2 separate regions of the Homo sapiens genome follow, and region 1 is linked to region 2. Evidence: read pairs that join two places in POLR2A ChIA-PET (ENCODE). Cell type or tissue: GM12878. All regions are shown on one strand. Links, peaks and the distances in the headings refer to the core of each region. The heading gives the core; the rest is flanking DNA. Region 1 holds the start of LOC102723464 (a long non-coding RNA gene). Region 2 overlaps LOC105370866 (a long non-coding RNA gene).

The links. ChIA-PET counts read pairs that join two places held together with the same protein. Peaks named below come from ENCODE experiments on the same cell type or tissue, not always from the same donor. Only the 100,000 strongest peaks of a DNase experiment are listed, where the experiment ranks them.
Region 1: POLR2A ChIA-PET joins it to region 2 with 7 read pairs; 19 of 35 experiments call an interaction of 5 or more read pairs at or near these places.

Annotation. Positions count from the first base shown.
Region 1 is chr15:65,623,056-65,632,527 of GRCh38, forward strand. SLC24A1 (solute carrier family 24 member 1) reads left to right here. Exons shown (of 10, transcript NM_004727.3): 2 at 900-2,915. The coding sequence starts at 1,026. It overlaps LOC102723464 (a long non-coding RNA gene), which reads right to left and starts at 904. Exons shown (of 2, transcript XR_932375.3): 1 at 1-904. RefSeq lists a silencer at 8,585-8,714. In GM12878, for the core only: no CTCF peak of the experiment used is centred there; a DNase peak (open chromatin) is centred at 7,966.
Region 2 is chr15:65,816,817-65,826,377 of GRCh38, forward strand. All of the region lies in intron 1 of LOC105370866 (a long non-coding RNA gene), which reads left to right. It also overlaps the pseudogene HNRNPA1P44. Among named protein-coding and RNA genes, the nearest start is that of DENND4A, 29 kb to the left of the region's middle. RefSeq lists an enhancer at 4,495-4,614. In GM12878, for the core only: a CTCF peak has its summit at 7,507; a DNase peak (open chromatin) is centred at 2,285; H3K4me3 peaks cover 994 bases; H3K27ac peaks cover 4,478 bases.

The DNA of each region.
Region 1 (9,472 bases), core at 1-8,000, 200 kb before region 2:
CATATGTTTTTACTCGCTCAACATTCCTGTGACACTGTTATTATTCATATTCTAATTTAATTTAAATTAAAAATATTATAACATGCACATGATAAAAAGGTCAAACTAACAGAATATACAGTGAAAATAAGTCACCTTCTGACCTTTGATCCTCAGTTTCCCTTCCCCAGATGTCCTTCTAGAGATTATCTTTGCATAAACAATATATATGTTATCATGCCCATTTCACAGATGAGGCACCAAGGCTCAGCCTGTCCAGGATGACACAGCTGGTAAGCAGCAGAACAGGGAGTCTAGGCTTTCAACTCCATTCCCCATGATCCTCCCACCATGCCATATTCTCTGGGAAGCTCTATAACATTAACTTTTAAGCTTTGCCCACTCTGGATGGTGGAATTGTTTTAAGTCAGTTCAAAAAAATACATGGAGCCTTAATGTCCCTGGCAATGCCCTCCACTGCTGCCTCTTTTTGTCTATAGCTTAAAGCCATATCTCCCTACCTCCTTCCTGCCTTTGATAAGGTGAGACCTGTGGCCTGACACCAGCTATGGATGACTGAGCTCCCAGGATCTTAGGCTTGGACCTGAAGAGTACTGGCAGATCTTTTGCTGAGAGCCCAGGGAGGACTTGGTGGACTCCATAGTGCACTCAGGCTCCAGCTCAGGAACCTGGGGGGCTGGCATGCCTACATAGTACAGAGGACCCCTAGGCACTCTTTCTCTTAAGAGTAGGCATTTTCCTCTGGAGCAGGGGGCAGGAGTAGTTTACTCTTGCAAAGACCCCATGCATGATACTTTTGTGTTCCTGGGGCTTCTATTATCACTTTTTTCTATATGAGGGTGTTATGGATCCCAGATCTCCTCTTAGTGGTAAATAATCTCTTTTTTTTACCCACCTAGGGTTGTGGATACCCCCTGGCTGGGCTTCATGGAGAAATCTTCTCTGATCACCAACCTGAATCCCAGAGTAGCCTCCATCTTAGGACAGAATGAGAGGCCTTCTGTAACCAGATATAACTGGCCAGCATGGGGAAATTGATCAGGATGGGGCCGCAAGAGAGGTGGTTACTCCGGACAAAGCGGCTTCATTGGAGTCGCCTCCTCTTCTTACTGGGAATGTTGATCATCGGTTCTACTTATCAGCACCTTAGGAGACCCCGGGGCCTTTCCTCATTGTGGGCAGCAGTCTCTTCTCATCAGCCTATAAAACTGGCCAGTCGGGACCTCTCCAGTGAAGAGATGATGATGATGAGCAGCAGCCCTTCAAAACCTAGCTCCGAAATGGGGGGTAAGATGCTGGTACCCCAAGCCTCAGTGGGCAGTGATGAAGCAACACTGAGCATGACAGTGGAGAATATCCCCAGTATGCCTAAAAGAACAGCCAAGATGATCCCAACAACAACCAAGAATAATTACAGCCCAACAGCAGCAGGTACAGAAAGAAGGAAGGAAGACACCCCAACATCCAGTAGAACACTGACTTACTACACCTCAACTTCAAGCAGACAAATAGTAAAAAAGTATACCCCAACACCCAGGGGAGAAATGAAGAGCTACAGCCCAACTCAAGTGAGGGAAAAGGTGAAGTATACTCCTTCCCCACGTGGTAGAAGAGTAGGCACTTACGTGCCGTCCACATTCATGACAATGGAAACAAGCCATGCGATCACCCCCAGGACAACAGTGAAAGACAGTGACATTACAGCAACCTATAAAATACTCGAAACCAACTCTCTTAAGAGAATAATGGAGGAAACCACCCCAACCACTCTCAAGGGAATGTTTGATAGCACCCCAACTTTTCTGACACATGAGGTAGAAGCAAACGTCTTGACTTCTCCAAGGAGCGTCATGGAAAAAAACAACCTGTTTCCCCCCAGAAGAGTGGAAAGTAACAGCTCAGCCCATCCCTGGGGGTTAGTGGGAAAGAGCAACCCGAAGACTCCCCAGGGAACAGTCCTGTTGCATACCCCAGCCACCTCTGAGGGGCAGGTGACAATAAGCACCATGACAGGCAGCAGCCCAGCAGAAACCAAAGCCTTCACTGCTGCCTGGAGTCTTAGGAATCCTTCACCCAGGACCAGTGTATCAGCCATCAAAACAGCCCCAGCCATAGTCTGGAGGCTGGCAAAGAAACCTTCCACAGCACCCAGCACCTCAACAACCCCTACGGTCAGGGCAAAGCTGACCATGCAGGTCCATCACTGTGTGGTTGTGAAGCCAACCCCAGCCATGCTCACCACTCCCTCCCCAAGCCTCACAACAGCCCTGCTCCCAGAGGAGCTCAGTCCTAGTCCCTCAGTGCTGCCTCCCAGCTTGCCAGACCTCCACCCCAAGGGAGAGTACCCCCCAGATCTGTTCAGTGTGGAGGAGCGGCGGCAGGGCTGGGTGGTCCTGCACGTTTTTGGCATGATGTATGTGTTTGTGGCCTTGGCCATTGTTTGCGACGAGTACTTCGTTCCAGCCCTGGGTGTCATCACAGACAAGCTGCAGATCTCCGAGGATGTGGCAGGCGCCACATTCATGGCTGCTGGAGGCTCTGCTCCTGAGCTCTTCACCTCCCTCATCGGTGTCTTCATTTCCCACAGCAACGTGGGCATTGGTACCATTGTGGGCTCTGCTGTGTTCAACATTCTCTTTGTCATTGGCACTTGTTCCCTCTTCTCCCGAGAGATCCTCAACCTCACCTGGTGGCCCTTATTCCGTGATGTCTCCTTCTACATCCTTGACCTGATAATGCTCATCCTCTTCTTCCTGGACAGCCTCATTGCCTGGTGGGAGAGCCTGCTGCTGCTGCTGGCCTATGCCTTCTATGTGTTCACCATGAAGTGGAACAAGCATATCGAGGTCTGGGTGAAGGAGCAGCTCAGCAGGAGGCCAGTGGCCAAGGTCATGGCCTTAGAAGACCTCAGCAAGGTAAGGACAAATTGGCTCAGGTTTCTCTAGCCCCTTTGAGATGAAAGGATGTGGCGAAGCCAGGACCTGAAGAGAAGGTGCTGGATCAGACCTCAAGAGATGAATGCTCTGGTTCCCTTACTATTTATTCAACATTTATAGAGTACCTGTTCTCTGCCAGGCACTGTGCTGGGGCCTTTGTAAGCATGACATTGGCTCAACCCCTAATCACCCTATAAACTGGTTATATTATGATCCCCATTTGCAGGAGAGAAAACCGAAGCCCAAAGAAGTTAAACCACATGTTCAAGGTCACACAGCAAATAGGCAGTGGAGCCAAGATTTGAACTTGGGTTGGTGCGACCAGGTGTTTGGAAATGACATTTGAGTTGGGCTTTGGAGAATGTCCAAGAAGATGCCAGGCGAGGAAAAATGATCATCTCTTCCATGTGCATGGCGTTCAGGGTTTAGCTAGCACCCTCATTTTCATTTAATCCCATTAGTTCACATTCCAGACTTGGAGGGGCTGATGGCTTGGATGGCGTCTGAGAAGGGGGAGGGTTTTATATTTTTGTTTTGTTCTGAAAATATTAGAGAAGATGGGAGCTCTACTCACCCACTGACAAGCTAGCCCTGGGGACAGAGCCCTTCTCTCTGTGCCCGCTGGAGACCAGACACCAGGAGCACTAATCCTGGGCTTTCTCCTGACCCATAAGTTCCTTTCCAAGAACTTCTCTGCCCGCTTGAGGGACCTTCCTGTTAAATTCATTGGATGATTCAATAACCTGAAAGATTATTAATTGCAGAAGTGATCTCTGAAAATTCATTCCAAAATTTTTTGGGTTTTTTGGGTTGGGAGTAACTGGGACTACAGGCACATACCACCACACCCGGATCATTCCAAGTTTTTTGTTCCTTGAGACTCTAAAGTGAGGGTACCTTAGGGAACACGGACCCCACTTCTCTCCTGCTCCTAAAGGGTGAGTTTGGGTAAGGGTTGGCTCACAGCCTGCCTATTCCAGGTCTCAGAGAAGCCGCTGGTGTGAGCAGAATTTTGCATGCAGAGTGGAAGGACTTAGCTACTTAATCCAGAGCAGTTTTGATGAGTGAGCAGAATGGAGACCAAACTCAGCAACGTGTCTGTGAGATATTTGAGGCAAGGGAGATTAAATGCACTTCCTTTAGACTTTTTAGATAACATGTTGTTCTGGCCAAAGCACGGAATAGAGAGCCAGGAAACCTGAGTTCTAATCTGATTCTGCCTCTAATGAATTGTGTGACCATAGACAGGTCCTTTGCCCTCTCTAGGAGAAATGACAGAGTCCAACTAATCACTGAAAGGTCCTGTCTAACTCTAACATTCTATGATAATGTCTGTGTCCAAGTGAGTTCAGTTCTGTCAGGACCCAATGCAATGGTTATTTGTCTGATCTGGTCAACTGAGCTTCTATTGTGTCATTTGCAGATGATCCAAAAAAGGAAATATCCTGCCCAGGGTCATATAGCCAGCAGGTATCAGAACTGGAACAGGAACCCAGTCTCCTAACTCCCCATTCAGTGCTATTTCCCACCAGACTGTCCTCCATGAAGCCAAAGGCTTCAAAAAGAAAGAGAGGCTTAGAGCATTACAGAATTTAATACAAGGAAACAGGAACCTCCCTCCTAATGCAGGTCTTAGGGCAGGCCTTGCTAAGTTCTCAGGGGTGGCCATGAAGTCCTGGTATTCTCCTCTGAAGAAAATGCCTAATGCTTTGGTGTACAACAGGCCAGCAGTTTCCAAAGTGCCTCTGACTTGCTTCCTAGTCCCTCATAGTAATTCTGCTTTTATTTAGACTCTACAAACTCTGACCATCAAAGCAAAGCTTGCAGGACAAATGAAGCATAATCATCATTTCAAAAGAGAATACATAACCTACTGAAGGGACTCTTCAAGGGCTTTAGTAGCAACTCCTTGCCAACTAGTAAGCACAGTGATGATTACATCTCTGTTCTTATTTGTTGAAATAGATCCAGTATGAATTTTTTTAAAGAGACAGGGTCTTGTTCTGTTGCCCAGGCTGGAGTGCACTGGTGCACTCATAGCTCACTGCAGCCTAGAACTCCTGGGCTCAAGCAATCCCCACCTCAGCCTCCCTAGTAGCTGGGACTGTAGGCATGTGCTACCATGCCCAGCTAATTTTTAATATTTTGTAGAGATGGGGACCTCACCATGTTGCCCAGGCTGGTCTCAAACTCCTGGTCTTAAGTGATCCTCCCGCCTCAGCTTCCCAAACTGCTGAAGTTACAGTCATGAACCACCACACCTGGCCCCTTTAGCATTTTTTAAATGTCATCACCCCTTCAAGGATGCTTATTTCCCTTTAACCAGATCATAAGTCTGGTCACATCAGGCTTATCACTGCCACTAAATGGGGAAATAATTTTTGTGCCTCCTAAAGGGCCAAGCCCAGTGTCTTGTTCTTAGAAGAAGTTCCATAAGTATTTAGTTCAGTTTCCTCAGGTAATCCTAAAAGTTCCAGAACTCTAGTTTAGTGAGACAAAGGAGTCAGGGGTTGAGAATCCATGCTTACGGAGAGCCTATTCCATACATACATTGTCTTAACATTTCTCATAAAACCATACAAGGAATGGATTACCTTCATCTTGCAGGTGAGGAAACTGAAGCTCAGAGAGGATAATTACTCAGCCAAAGTTACACAGCTACTTGGTGATCCTTACCATTGATCATGAATCACGATATCTGGGTTTTAAGCCAGGTTCCATTGCTGACTATTCCTGTTTCCCTGGGCAAGTCAATGCAATACAACAAACCATTATTATTAAGTTAAATGAAAGCCACTGTGGGAAATAAAAAGATTGTATCCAGTAGAAGGGACAAGCCTAGAGAAAATTAACTGCAATGAAGTGAACCCTGTGCAAAGTGCTACAAAGCCACTTTGCTTTTCAAACAGGACTTAGGTTGCTCGTCTGTAAAGTGAATGGATGAGCTATGTAGAAGTTGGCAAACTTTTTCGGTAAAGGGCCAGACAGTAAATATTTTAGGATTTGCAAACCATATAGTCTCTGTCAAAGCTACTGAACTCTGTCCTTGTAGTGTGAAAGCAGCTACAGATAATAAATAAACTAATTGGAATGGCCACGTGGTATTTTAGTAAGAGCAACATACTTGCAGGTATTCTTCTTCCTGAGCAACTTGGAAACATACAATCAGCGGAGAACAATCCATTTTATTACTGGATATTCACCCACCTGATAGCTGTTGAGTTTCTGAGCTGGAGCATCTTTCACTTTACCGTTTATTCTGCCCTGAGTATCTAGAATCAGGATAATGGTGTTTTAGGAGTGATTCTAATCAGAATTTACTTAAGAATATTTCCAGAAAAAAATAAAGGACTTAGTATTTGACATAGACATATAGTAAGTATTTTAGAGTCTCACTTTTGATACTGGCTGAAAAAAATTCAAAGCTAAAAATATTTTGGACAACATCGTCAGATTGACATATATTGGTTTGAGGATGCCTTTTATGACCCCAGTAAGGAAATGGTAAATGTTTGCATAGTTATCAACACAGTCTAACTCTGAACACAGGCTGTCTCTCTGAAACTTAGTTTTCAAGTATACTTGGTTTTGAAGCTCTCAGTGTATTTGTTCTGGCCAAAAATGATAAATCTCTGACCTGCCTTGACCATGCATAGTCACAGAAAGCCAACAGACAGCAAAGCAGAGGCGCTAGGCTGGCTGAAAAGCATTATTGGTATTTGAAGGACAGCAGGGGCCCTTCTTTATACTTGACTAGATTAGCCAGGAAGCACCAGCCATCTACATGAGGTGTATGATTAGCAAGACAGTCCTGTGGAAAGCCAATGGCAAAAAGGGATGCAAAGCAGAGAAAAGAGCCTAGTTGGGGCTCCTTTGGAAGCTCCGTACCCACACTCTTCCCTCGAGAATACTCCTGGGGAAAAGTCTGCTATTCTCTCCTAAATGCACTGGGGGCTATTTTCATCCTGGAAGGACTTTTTTATTTATTTTTGAGATGAGGTATTGCCCTGTCACCCAGGCTGGAGTGCAGTGGCTCAAGCACGACTCACTACAGCCTTGACCTCCCAGACTCAGGCAGTCTCCCTCCTCAGCCTCCTGAGTAGTTGGGACTACATGTGCATGCCACCACACCCAGCTAATTTAAAAAACTTTTTGTAGAGAAGGTGGGGAGGGGGAGGATATGGAGGTGTGTCTCACTATGTTACTCAGGCTGGTCTCAAACTCCTGGCTTCAAGCAATCCTCTCACCTTGACCTCCCAAAGTGCTGGGATTACAGGTGTGAGCCACCACCACGCCTGGTCCCTGGCAGGATTTTAAAAATTAAACCAATCAACAAGACCTCAAGCAGACAAACCTGCTGCCTGTTTAGGGGCTGGTCCTCCCTTTTCTTATCAGGGTTGGCATTTATCCTAAGGGCTTCTATCAGTGACCTATAGAGCCAGCTACCTGCTTTGGAGGCAAGGGGCTGTGTGCAGGAAGCAGCCGCCGAGAACCCCCCCTGCCTCTGTGGGTCCTGCCTACACTAGACTCCAGGGAACTCACTGTGCTGCCAAAGGGCCCACTGTAGCCTGGGCTGAGGGGTTCCCTTCTTCGACTCTTTGAATAATAATCAGTTTCCCTCTAATTGTCAGGAAAAGATGGTAAGAGTTGAATGCTCAATTTTAGGGTTTCTCTTCATAAAATTTTCTTAATCTTTTGGCCAGGTGCGGTGGCTCACGCCTGTAATCCCAGCACTTTGGGAGGCCGAGGTGGGTGGATCACTTGAGGTCAGGAGTTCAAGATCAGCCTGGCCAACATGGTGAATCCTCATCTCTACTAAAAATACAAAAATTTGCCAGGCGTGGTGGCACGCATCTGTAATTGCAGTTTCTCGGGAGGCTGAGGCAGGAGAATTGCTGGAACCCAGCAGGCGGAGGTTGCAGTGAGCTGACATCATGCCACTGCACTCCGGCCTGGGCAACAGAGCAAGACTCTGTCTCAAAACAAAACTAAAACCTAACCACAATATTAAAAAAAAAAAGCTTTCAATGTTCACCTGCTAGTGGGTGCCAGCAGATGACAAAATGAATGCATGAGAAATAAACAAATATTAACAGAAAAACTCAAACATCTGATCACATCTAGTTTAACAGTTTGTTGTTTTCATGGATATGTGTAAGCTTGTAGTTGAGATTTTACATGCATTCATACAACCCAGTAATATTTTCTCCTAGTGCATATGATGGGATTCAATATGAAATTAGATATTCATGGTGTTCTACAAAGAACAGCATAATTTCTAGATGCTCTGCCACCTGAATTAATTGGAAATATGCAACCAACAGAATTTTTTTTAGTGTGGGGGAGTGGACATATGGATGAAAAACAAGTAAAATAAACTAAGATGTTAATTTCAGCATATGACAAGTACTATAAAGGAAATAAACAGGGCATGTGATAGAGAGTGATTGTAAATAATAGTGGGCCCCCTTTAGTGAGGGAGAGTGTAGGAGGTCTCTTGGAGGAGAATTTCAAGTAGAGATCTGCAGAATGAGAAGGGAAACCACCCCATAGCCAGTGACAAGAATTCCTGGAAGAGGGAACAGCATTTGCAAAAGCTCAGAGCTGGAAAAGAGAGCTTGGCACATTAGAGGAAAGAATAAAGGCCAGTGTGGTTAGTGAGTAATAGGGAGAGGGGTACAGAATACCACTGGAGAAGAGGGTGGGAGCTATTAGTTTGGTGCAAAAGTAATTGTGGTTTTTGTCATTAGTTTCGCTTTTAATGGCAAAAACCGCGATTACTTTTGTACCAGCCTAATACTCCATGCAGGGCCCTGTGCATCAGATACAGAGTTTGGATTTTATTTTATTTTTATTTTTGAGACAGAGTCTCGCTCTGTTGCTAGGCTGGAGTGCAGTGGCGCGATCTCAGCTCACTGCAACCTCCGCGTCCCAGGTTCAAGTGATTCTCCTGCCTCAGCCTCTCAAGTACCTGGGACTACAGGCACACGCCACCACACCCAGCTAATTTTTGTATTTTTAGTAGAGATGGGGTTTCACCATGTTGTCCAGGATGGTCTCGATCTCTTGACCTTGTGATCTGCCTGCCTCGGCCTCCCAAAGTTCTGGGATTACAGGTGTAAGCCATCGTGCCCAGCCTGGATTTTATTTCAAGCTCAACAAGGGAATGAAGTAATGAGAGTCCTCCCTAGCTGCTGAGTAGAGAATGAATTGTAGGTGTGCAAGAGTGGAAGCAGGGAGTCCAGTTAGGAGGCTGTTGTGGGCTGTTTATATGTATATGTATTTGTGAATGTTTTAAGACAGAATCATCTGGACTTGGTGTGAAGTGGATATGGAGGGTGAGAGAATCAGGAAAATCAAGGATGATGCTGATCTTTTTGGCTTGAGCAGCAGGGTGGATGGTAGTGGCATCCACTGAGAAAGAAGAATAAGTTTAGGGAGACACTTTGGAATAGTGAGTTTGGGTGCTTAGGTCACTTCCAAGTGGGTGTATCTGGGAGGCAGTGGCACAAATGAGTCTGAAGCCCAGGAACAAA
Region 2 (9,561 bases), core at 1,562-9,561:
TTTTCCATACTGTTCAAAATAATCTCTTAGGTGCTGTTCTTCAGTGTCTTTTTTTTTTTTTTTTTTTGAGACGGAGTTTCACTCTGTCGCCCAGGCTGGAGTGCAATGGTGCAATCTCGGCTCACCACAACCTCCGCTTCCCAGGTTCAAGCGATTCTCCTGCCTCAGCCTCCCGGAGTAGCTGGGATTACAGGCATGCGCCACCACACCCGGCTAATTTTGTATTTTTAGTAGAGACTGGGTTTCTCCATGTTGGTCAGACTGGTCTTGAACTCCCGACCTCAGGTGATCCGCCCACCTTAGCCTCCCAAAGTGCTGGGATTATAGGCGTGAGCCACTGGGCCAGGCCCTGTGTCTTCTTTAATGCCACCAACAAATATCTTTTTCACAGTTAAGTGGGCACTGGGTCTTTGAGAATCTTCTCTTGAGACAGCTCTCTGTTTCCACAGCTCTTTCATCCACCTTGCGTGGCCTTGCATTCACGGCTGCATCCACTGCCTCCACAGGGGCATATGTGACAAACCCTAAGCCCCTGGAGCGCTTGGTGCTTGGATCTCTCATTACCACACAGTCTGTGAGCGTTCCCCATTGCTCAAAATGGCTCCTCAGGCTCTCATTCCAAGCTCAACCCTCCAGTGAAGAGCTTCCTCTGCTGTTCTGGTTCTTTAGGAAACTCCGCCTTAGACATGATGGCAGGGGGAAGAGAGACTTTAACGATGCTCCCTCCGTGGGGTTCATGAGCCTAATAAATAGGTATTTTCTACTTTGTATTTTTTTTTTTCTTAAATAAGTAAAATGGTGACCAGGCACGGTGGCTCATGCCTGTAATCCCAGCATTTTGGGAGGCTGAGGAGTGTGGATCACCTGAGGTCGGGAGTTCGAGGCCAGCCTGACCAAAGTGGAGGAACCCCATCTCTACTAAAAATACAAAAGTAGCCAGGCGTGGTGGTGCATGACTACTCCCAGCTACTCCAGAGGCTGAGGCAGGAGAATCGCTTGAACCCAGGAGGTGGAGGTTGCTGTGAGCCAAGATCGCGCCATTGCACCCAGCCTGGGCAACAAGAGCAAAACTCTGTCTCAAAAAAAAAAAAAAAGAAGTAAAATGTTTTTTTCACCTTGTATGTGTGATAATTTAAATTTCTCAAATATTTGTAGATGTTTTCCATTTAATTCTATTGTATGTGATTTCTTCTTTCTTCTGGTTTTCATTTATATAGTAGCATTTCTTTGAGTGCTTAATGTTTGTTACTGTGAGCTGCTCAATTTTCTTAGAAAATAATTTGTGAGTTATTGAGGTACCTTCCTCCAGAGAAGATTTGTATTTGTTTCTTCCACGCACCTGGGGCCTGCCTACTCAACTTAGAGTAATAGCTTGAGGCTTTTATGAACCTGTTTTGGCTGTAGATCATCACAAGTCAGTCTTTCAGTGACAGTATTTTTTAGTACTTAGTTCTACTTAGTTCCACAGGAACTTTTTGTGCAGTACCCTGAGGATGAATGGATATGCTGGTTTTCATCTCCACCTAAAGGGTCCAAGCTTTATTGGGAGAATGGTCTCCAATGGGATTCTCCAAGCCCTCGGCTTTACCTTGTCTCTGGAACCATTGTGAAGCCCAAGCTGCAGTTCACCAGGTTGAGCAAATGCCCTTAGGGCAAAGTGATCTCAGGGCCATAGCATCAAACAACCCCAAGAGCATCATTTAGGTGAATAGAATCCAAATGGTGCCTCCTGGTGTTGTACACCTGGACAGTGTTGTCCACTTACCTGTCTGGATTCCTTCTTCACTTCTCTTTGACCTAATAATTTCTTTCTTTCTTGCCCATGCTCAATGCTTCTAAGAGGTTTAAGATTTTTTTTAATTCAGCCTTTTTAATTGTTTCCAGTGGGAGGTGCAGTGTGAATTCCTAGCCTGCCATATACCTGGAAACAGAGCTCTCAAAACTCAACTTGATATACCCTACGATTTATAAAAATATCTGATAGCCCAATTTGTTCAATTCATAATTACCTTTTTTTTTCTGGCACCAAAGCTTTAATTAGGAATAGTTTGATGGAATCAGAAAGAATCCATAATCCGTGGTACTTAACTCTTCCCTCAATGAATATTGCTAACAAATGTATGGATTTACATTGAAATACCAAAGTAGCTCAAAGATCTCATAGTGACCACAATTTTTAAAATAGTGACCACATTTTAAAATGTTTCTCAGAAAATGAGTATGTTAAACCAAAATCATGTGTGTCACTTGCATGGAAAGTGCTGTGTCTCCATAGTTACACTAAAACATAACAAGTACAAAGGGGAAATGTCTCTTGGTGGTTGATAAGCTAAACGGAAGTGAGTCTTGTTCTACTATAATACTAGAAATGTTTTTAAACTTTCGCTCAAGGATGGAGGGTTTCATATCCTTCTGTATTACCCCTTGCTAAAACATAAGTAAGCATAGTTATGGAAAAAACACATGGGCAGTCATTGCTAAGACTCAGTGTATTGATGTCGTGTAGAAAAACATGATACAGAGATCTGTTTTTGTGGTTTATTTAATTGTCTTTGTTGTTTATAGTATTTGCTCTGAAGTATAACTCTATAAAATTTTAACAAAGACAAAGACAATCTGTCTTAGCCCAATATTAGCCCTATTCCCCACTTGGGAAAAAGTATTTTATAACACATATCAAATCAGCCTTGGAGACCATAGCATCCAATTATGCCTAGAGTGTACTAGATATTCGATAAGTGTTTGTTGAGTCAATTACTTAATGGACAATATATAATGGGTTGTTGTAAATAAAGCAGAGCAGTGACTAAAATGTTGACTTGGTCATATTGTGGGAGCATTAAAGAAGGAAAACGCCTGGGATTCAATGCCCATTCTAGGGCTGTCTGGTGCTATGGCTCTGGGTAATCCATAACCACCCGGGGCCCCAGTTTCTTCATTACTTGCCCTGTTCTTTGGTCAGACTGCACAGTCACTCCCTGTACATGCAGCATAATTTCCCAGTTCAGGGTCCTTGTCCTTATGGTTATCTAAAATGCCCTTGCCCCATCCGCTGTATGACTAAACCTATCTAGTCATGATATCCTACTTCTTTTAATCCTTCTAGTATAAATACTCTCCCACCAAGCTTCCTTGACACCACCCTGACTAGAAGCTAACTTTTCCTCTGAGCTTTTTGAATAGCATCTTTTTTCTTTTAACTCAAATGGTGTCATTTTTAATACTTTATAGCTTATATTATGATCTTTTATGTAGATATCCATACTATACTGCTTCTTTGCTAGACTGAATGTTCATAAGGGTAGAACCCATGCTTGCTATATTTTTGTAGTTCTCCATAACACCTAGCAAAATACATTAAAGATTATATGTGCTCAGTAAATATCTGTTGAATCTGAATATAGAGCATAATAATGCTTTTAATGCTTTCCTTTCTCTCTTTTCTTTCTTTCTCTTTCTTTTCTTTAATCTTTCTTTTATTTTCTCTTTCTTTCTCTTCCTTTCTTTTCCTTTCCTTTTCTTTCCTTTCCTTTCTTTTCTTTTCTTTCTTTTTGATAGGCTCTCATTCTGTCGCCCAGGCTGGGGTGCAGTGGCGCGATCTTGGCTCACTGCAACCTCCACCTCCTGGGTTCAAGTGATTCTCCTGCCTCAGCCTCCCCAGTAGCTGGGATTACAGGTGCCTGCCACAACACCCAGCTGTTTTTTGTATTTTTAGTAGAGACAGGGTTTCACCATGTTGGCAGGCTGGTCTCAAACTTCTAGTCTCAAGTGATCTGCTTGCCTTGGCCTCCCAAAGTGCTGGGATTACAGGCATGAGTCACTGCACCCCGTCCAATAATAATGCTTTTGTTTTCTTTTCTTTCTTTTTTTTTTTTTTTTTTGAGGCAGAGTTTTGCTCTGTCCCCCAGCTGGAGTGCGGTGGTGGGATCTCGGCTCACTGCAACCTCTGCCTCCCGGGTTCAAGTGATTCCCCTGCCTCAGCCTCCTGGGTAGCTGGGACTACAGGCATGCGCCACATGCCCGGCTAATTTTTTCTTCTTATTTTAGTAGAGACGGGGTTTCACCACGTTGGCCAGAATGGCCTCTATCTCCTGACCTCCTCGTGATCCACCTGCCTCAGCCTCCCAAAGTGCTGGGATTACAGGCATGAGCCACTGCACCTGGCCCCAGTAATGCTTTTCTTGCTGATGATAGAGGGCTGCATCAAATTATAGCTTGAGGCCATTTATACCTTGTAGACCAATGATTGTGGAGCATTAATGGGGAATGCTGGATATAAATAAGGAAAATTGCATAAGCTATTTATCCATTAGTGGGAGAAGAAAAGAAAATACTTGGGTGGATCAGATCCCATTTCAAAGCAGAGATGAAAGTGAAATTGAAGCAAGAGTAGAAAGCAACAAGAGCAGCATAGGTTGGTTATTCTATTTTGGTCATTTAAGAAAGTTCTTTTCTCAACTGCCTGTTTTTAGACTATGCATACCTGTGTATAGCTAACATAGTATGTACATAGTTTTGACAGATTCCCTGAGGACTTGAGCCAGAAGATGAATTGCATCTTTAGAATATGGTCAATAATTTCACAGACATAGTGTTGAGTGAAAGAAAACAAATACAATACATGCTGTCTGATTCTATTAATATGAAGTTCAAAAACAGGCAAAACTAAATTGTGGTGATAAAAGTCAAAACAGTGGTTATCCCTAGAGGGTGCTGACTAGTATAGGGCACAGAGATTCTTCAGAGGTGCTAGTAACAATCTATATGTTGAACTGAGTGGTGTTACATGATACATACACATGTAAAAATATTTTGAGTTGTCCACTTAGAAGTTATGCACTTTGGCCAGGCTCGGTGGCTCGCGCCTGTAATCCCAGCACTTTGGGAGGCCGAGGCAGGCGCATCACCTGAGGTCAGGAGTTCGAGACTAGCCTGGCCAACATGGTGAAACCCCATCTCTACTAAAAATACAAAAATCACCCGGGCGTGGGGGTGGGCGCCTATAATCCCAGTTACTCAGGAGGCTGAGGCAGGAGAATTGTTTGAACCTGGGAGGCAGAGGTTGCAGTGAGCTTCCGAGATTGTGCCAATGCACTCCAACCTGGGCAACAAGAGCAAGACTCCATCTTAAAATAAAATAAAAAAAAAAGGCCAGGCACGGTGGCTCATGCCTATAATCCCAGCACTTTGGGAGGCCGAGGAGGGCAGATTACATGAGGTCAGGAGTTTGAGACCAGCCTGGCCAACATGGTGAAACACAGTCTCTACTAAAAATACAAAAATTAGCCAGGCGTGGTGGCAGGCGCCTGTAATCCCAGCTACTCGGGAGGCTGAGGCAGGAGAATTTCTTGAGCCTGGGAGGCGGAGGTTGCAGTGAGCCGAGACTGTGTCACTGCACTCCAGCCTGGCTAACAGAGCGAGACTCTGTCTAAAAAAAAAAAAAAAAAAAAGTTGTGCACTTTACTGTAGGTAAGTTATATCTCAATTTAAAAAAAGAATCCAAATTGCCTTCTGTATCCCTGATGAACACGTAAAGGATAGATTGGAGCTATGCAGTGTGTTTCCTGGAAAAATAAAGCAGACTTTTTAAAATTCCAGAGTTTTCTCCAGGAACCTGTGACCAGATGGCTCTTATAAATAATACATCAAAATATGGTTAGGACTAGAAGAATTCAGGATGTGTGATAAAAAGAAAACAACTAATGATCATATAGTTTACTCTTTTTGGCTTTCATTGCAATTTTCTGGAAGAGTCAGGATTGCTAATAAATGGTCGTGCAGCAAGAATGGAATAAGTCCTGCAGCATGAGGGTAATTGCTGGCTGTGAAACCTTCAATAACTTTCAGGCTTTCTGGGCACTGGATGCTTCCTCTGCTAAATGGAAAAATATTTTACCCGCTCGAAGACAGGGGAAAGGATCAAGTGATCTCTTAAGGCTCTTTCCAGCTTGTAAAATCTTTGGCTTGGCCGGGTGCAGTGGCTCATGCCTGTAATCCCAGCTCTTTGGGAGGCCAAGGTGGGCGGATCACGAGGTCAGGAGTTCGAGACCAGCCTGGCCAATATAGTGAAACCCTGTCTCTACTAAAAATACAAAAATTAGCTGGGCATGGTGGCATGAGCCTATAGTCCCAGCTACTTGGGAGGCTGAGGCAGGAGAATTGCTTGAACCCAGGAGGCAGAGGTTGCAGTGAGCTGAGATTGCACCTCTGTACTCCAGCCTGGGCAACAGAGGGAGACTCTGTCTTAAAAACAAAACAAAACAAAACAAAGACTCTTTGGCTTATGGAAATTGAAACTATAAAGAAACAACTGTGAGCCGAGTGCAGTGGCTCATGCCTGTAATACCACCGTTTTGAGAGGCTGAGGCGGGCGGATCACCCGAGGTCAGGGGTTTGAGACCAGCCTGGCCAACATGGTGAAACCCCATCTCTACTAAAAATACAAAAATTAGCCAAGCATGGTGGCGGGCACCTGTAATCCCAGCTACTCAGGAGGCTGAGATAGGAGAATCGCTTGAACCCGGGAGGCAGAGGCTGCAGTGAGCTGAGGTCGTGCCACTGCACTCCAGCCTGGGCAACAGAGCGAGACCCTGTCTCAAAAAAAAAACCTGTAATAATAAAATCTGTAAAAATATGTAATAGGCAACAAACAATGTAGGTGGCCACACCAAATAGAGATCCAGGCAGAAAACACCTTTTCAGATACAGTGAGCTACCTGAAACCATTTGCTGTTGTTCTCTTGGGATTTCCTTATCTTTCAGCAAGTTTACCTAATAATACTTAAAAAAAAAAGAAAAAGTAAAAGAAAAAAAAAGGTAAGGGAACAGTTTTAGACCCCAATCAAGGAAAGCATTAATTATATGGTGAGTTTGTCTGTTATGAGTTCACATTTGCAGAGACTAAATCCATTGCAGAAAGTGGTATTTTGTAAAATATATGAGCAGAGAAGGAGCACTAGTCTAAGTTTGGCTCAAAATCTCACAGCTAGGTGGCTAGGCGCGGTGGCTCACTCCTGTAATCCTAGCACTTTGGGAGGCTCAGGCAGGTGGATCACTTGAGCCCAGGAGTTTGAGACCAGTCTGGCTAGCATGGTGAAACCCCATCTCTTCTAAAAATATAAAAATTAGCCAAGTGTAGTGTGGCCCACTCCTGTAGTCCGAGCTACTTGAGGGCTGAGGTGGGAGGATCACTTGAACCCTGGAGGCAGAGGTTGGAGCCGAGATCGCACCATGATACTCTAGCCTGGGCGACAGAATGTGACTGTCTCAAAAACAAAAAACAAAAAAAAACCCTCACAGCTAGAAGAAACTGCATGGCATCATCTCTGCTTTCAACACCAGTAAGCAAGCGTCATCTCTTCATCTCTATTTTCCTAAAGAGGCCAGTGAGGCTCCATGAGGCTAAATGACTTGCCTATGGTCACACAACTGGGAGAAGCACAGAGTGAAGAAAAAAACAGTTCTCAGGCTTCCAGCTAGCTGTATCCTCCACTGCACCATTCTGCCCCTTGTGGTTCCTTTCGGATTGACTTGAACTCCATGGAAGAGCCAGGGAGGCCTTCCACTGTGCTTCGTTTGAAAAGCAATTGAGAAAGTGGGAAGCTGGTGGAACTGGGAGTCAGAGGACCTGAGCCCCTCCAGTTATTAGTGACTGTGACCTTGGAAAATCATTTAACTTCTCTGAGATTCAATTTCCTCATCTGAAAATAGCACCTCCCCCTGTCACTGAAGCAGAGATCAATGAAAGTATTTGATGAGAAAGTGCTGTGTAAATGGTAAACTAAACTATAGCTATTAAAATGGAGACATCTGGCCAGGGGCAGTTGCTCCTGCCTGTAATCCCAGCACTTTGGAAGGCTGAGGCGGGAGGATGAGCCCAGGAGTTTGAGACCAGCCTGGGCAGCATACTAAGACCCTGTCTTTTTTATTAAAAAAATAGATAATAGAAGATAAAATAGAGAAATTCGTGTCTACTTAGTGAATTAATGAATTAGTGATTAGAAAATAATGATACAAGAAATAGAAAATACAAAAGAAAAAAGAAAAGAATATAATGATACAAGATAAAAATGCTCAATGGATACATGTTAACAGCAGGGCTATTAGCACACATAAAATAACGAATGAACCTGTAACAGAAGCGTCCTTTGTTTATTTATCACAACAATCTAGCATAATATAATCACTTTTAATCTCTCTCAGGAACACTCCCTAATGTGTAGATTCTCGTTGTTAAAAGAACTTTTATGTGAGGACAAATGTCTCTATCTCCCTCCATACTTTGCATTATCAACCTTTTTACATTTGTGAACCCAAATGGGAAAAAAAATATTGTCCTATTGTTATTTTAATTTGCATTTTCCTGATTATAAGTGAGGTTTAGCATCTTTTCAACTTTTTATTGGAAATGTAAATTGATAAAGCTTTATGTAAGGCTAACAGACAGTACCAAGTAAAAAAAAAATTTTTTGGGGGGGTCACCCAGGCTGGAGTGCAGTTGCACAATCTTGGCTCCACTACAGCTGACAGCTCACTGCACGACTTCCCAGGTTGAAGCAATTCTCGTGCCTTAGGCTCCTGAGTAGCTGGAATTACAAGCACACACCACCATGCAGAGCTAATTTGCTATGTTGGCCAGGCTGGTCTCAAACTTCTGGACTCAAACAATCCACCTGCCTTGTCCTCCGAAGTGCTGGGATTACAGGTGTGAACCACCATGCCTGATGCTACAGTTGTGGGAAAAAAAATTTTTTTTTTAATTTTTCAGAGTTGCAAGATGAGTGAGTCCAGTTAAAGCTGAATTGATCTCATACCTGTCACTATGAGAGAAGAGAGACAGACCCTCTCATATTGTTTTATATTGTTTTATACTCAGAAAAGGATAGAGAAGCAAAACTAAAGGCAGGTAGCCTGGCACCTAGGAACCAGACCCAAAACCTAGGAACCAGACCCGAAACCAGGCCTGGGCCTGCCTGACCTAAGCCTAAAATTCGACCCCTGACCTAGCAACTGATGTTATCTATAGATTATAGAAAGACATTGTAAAACTTCCCGGTCTGTTCTGTTTCACTCTGACCACTGGTGCATGCAGCCCCTGTCACGTACCCCCTGCTTGCTCAATTGATCACAACCCTCTCACGCGGACCCCCTTAGAGTTGTGAGCTCTTAAAAGGGACAGGAATTGCTCACTCAGGGAGTTCGGCTCTTGAGACAGGAGTCCTGCCGATGCTCCTGGCCGAATAAACCTCTTCCTTCTTTAACTCGGTGTCTGAGGAGTTTTGTCTGTGGCTTGTCCTGCTACAACGAAAGTGAAGAGGGAAAAATATAGTAAAGAATCAAAATCATCTAAAATATCTATGTGTGTGTATATATGTATCTATTTGTGTGTGTGTGTGTGTGTGCGTGTGTGTGTATATATATATATATATATATATATATGTATATATGTTTTTTTTTTAAGACAGGGTCTCACTCTCTTGCCCAGGCTGGAGTGCAGTGGCTCAATCTTGGCTCACTACAGCCTCAACCTCCCCAGGCTCAGGTGATCCTCCCACCTCAGTC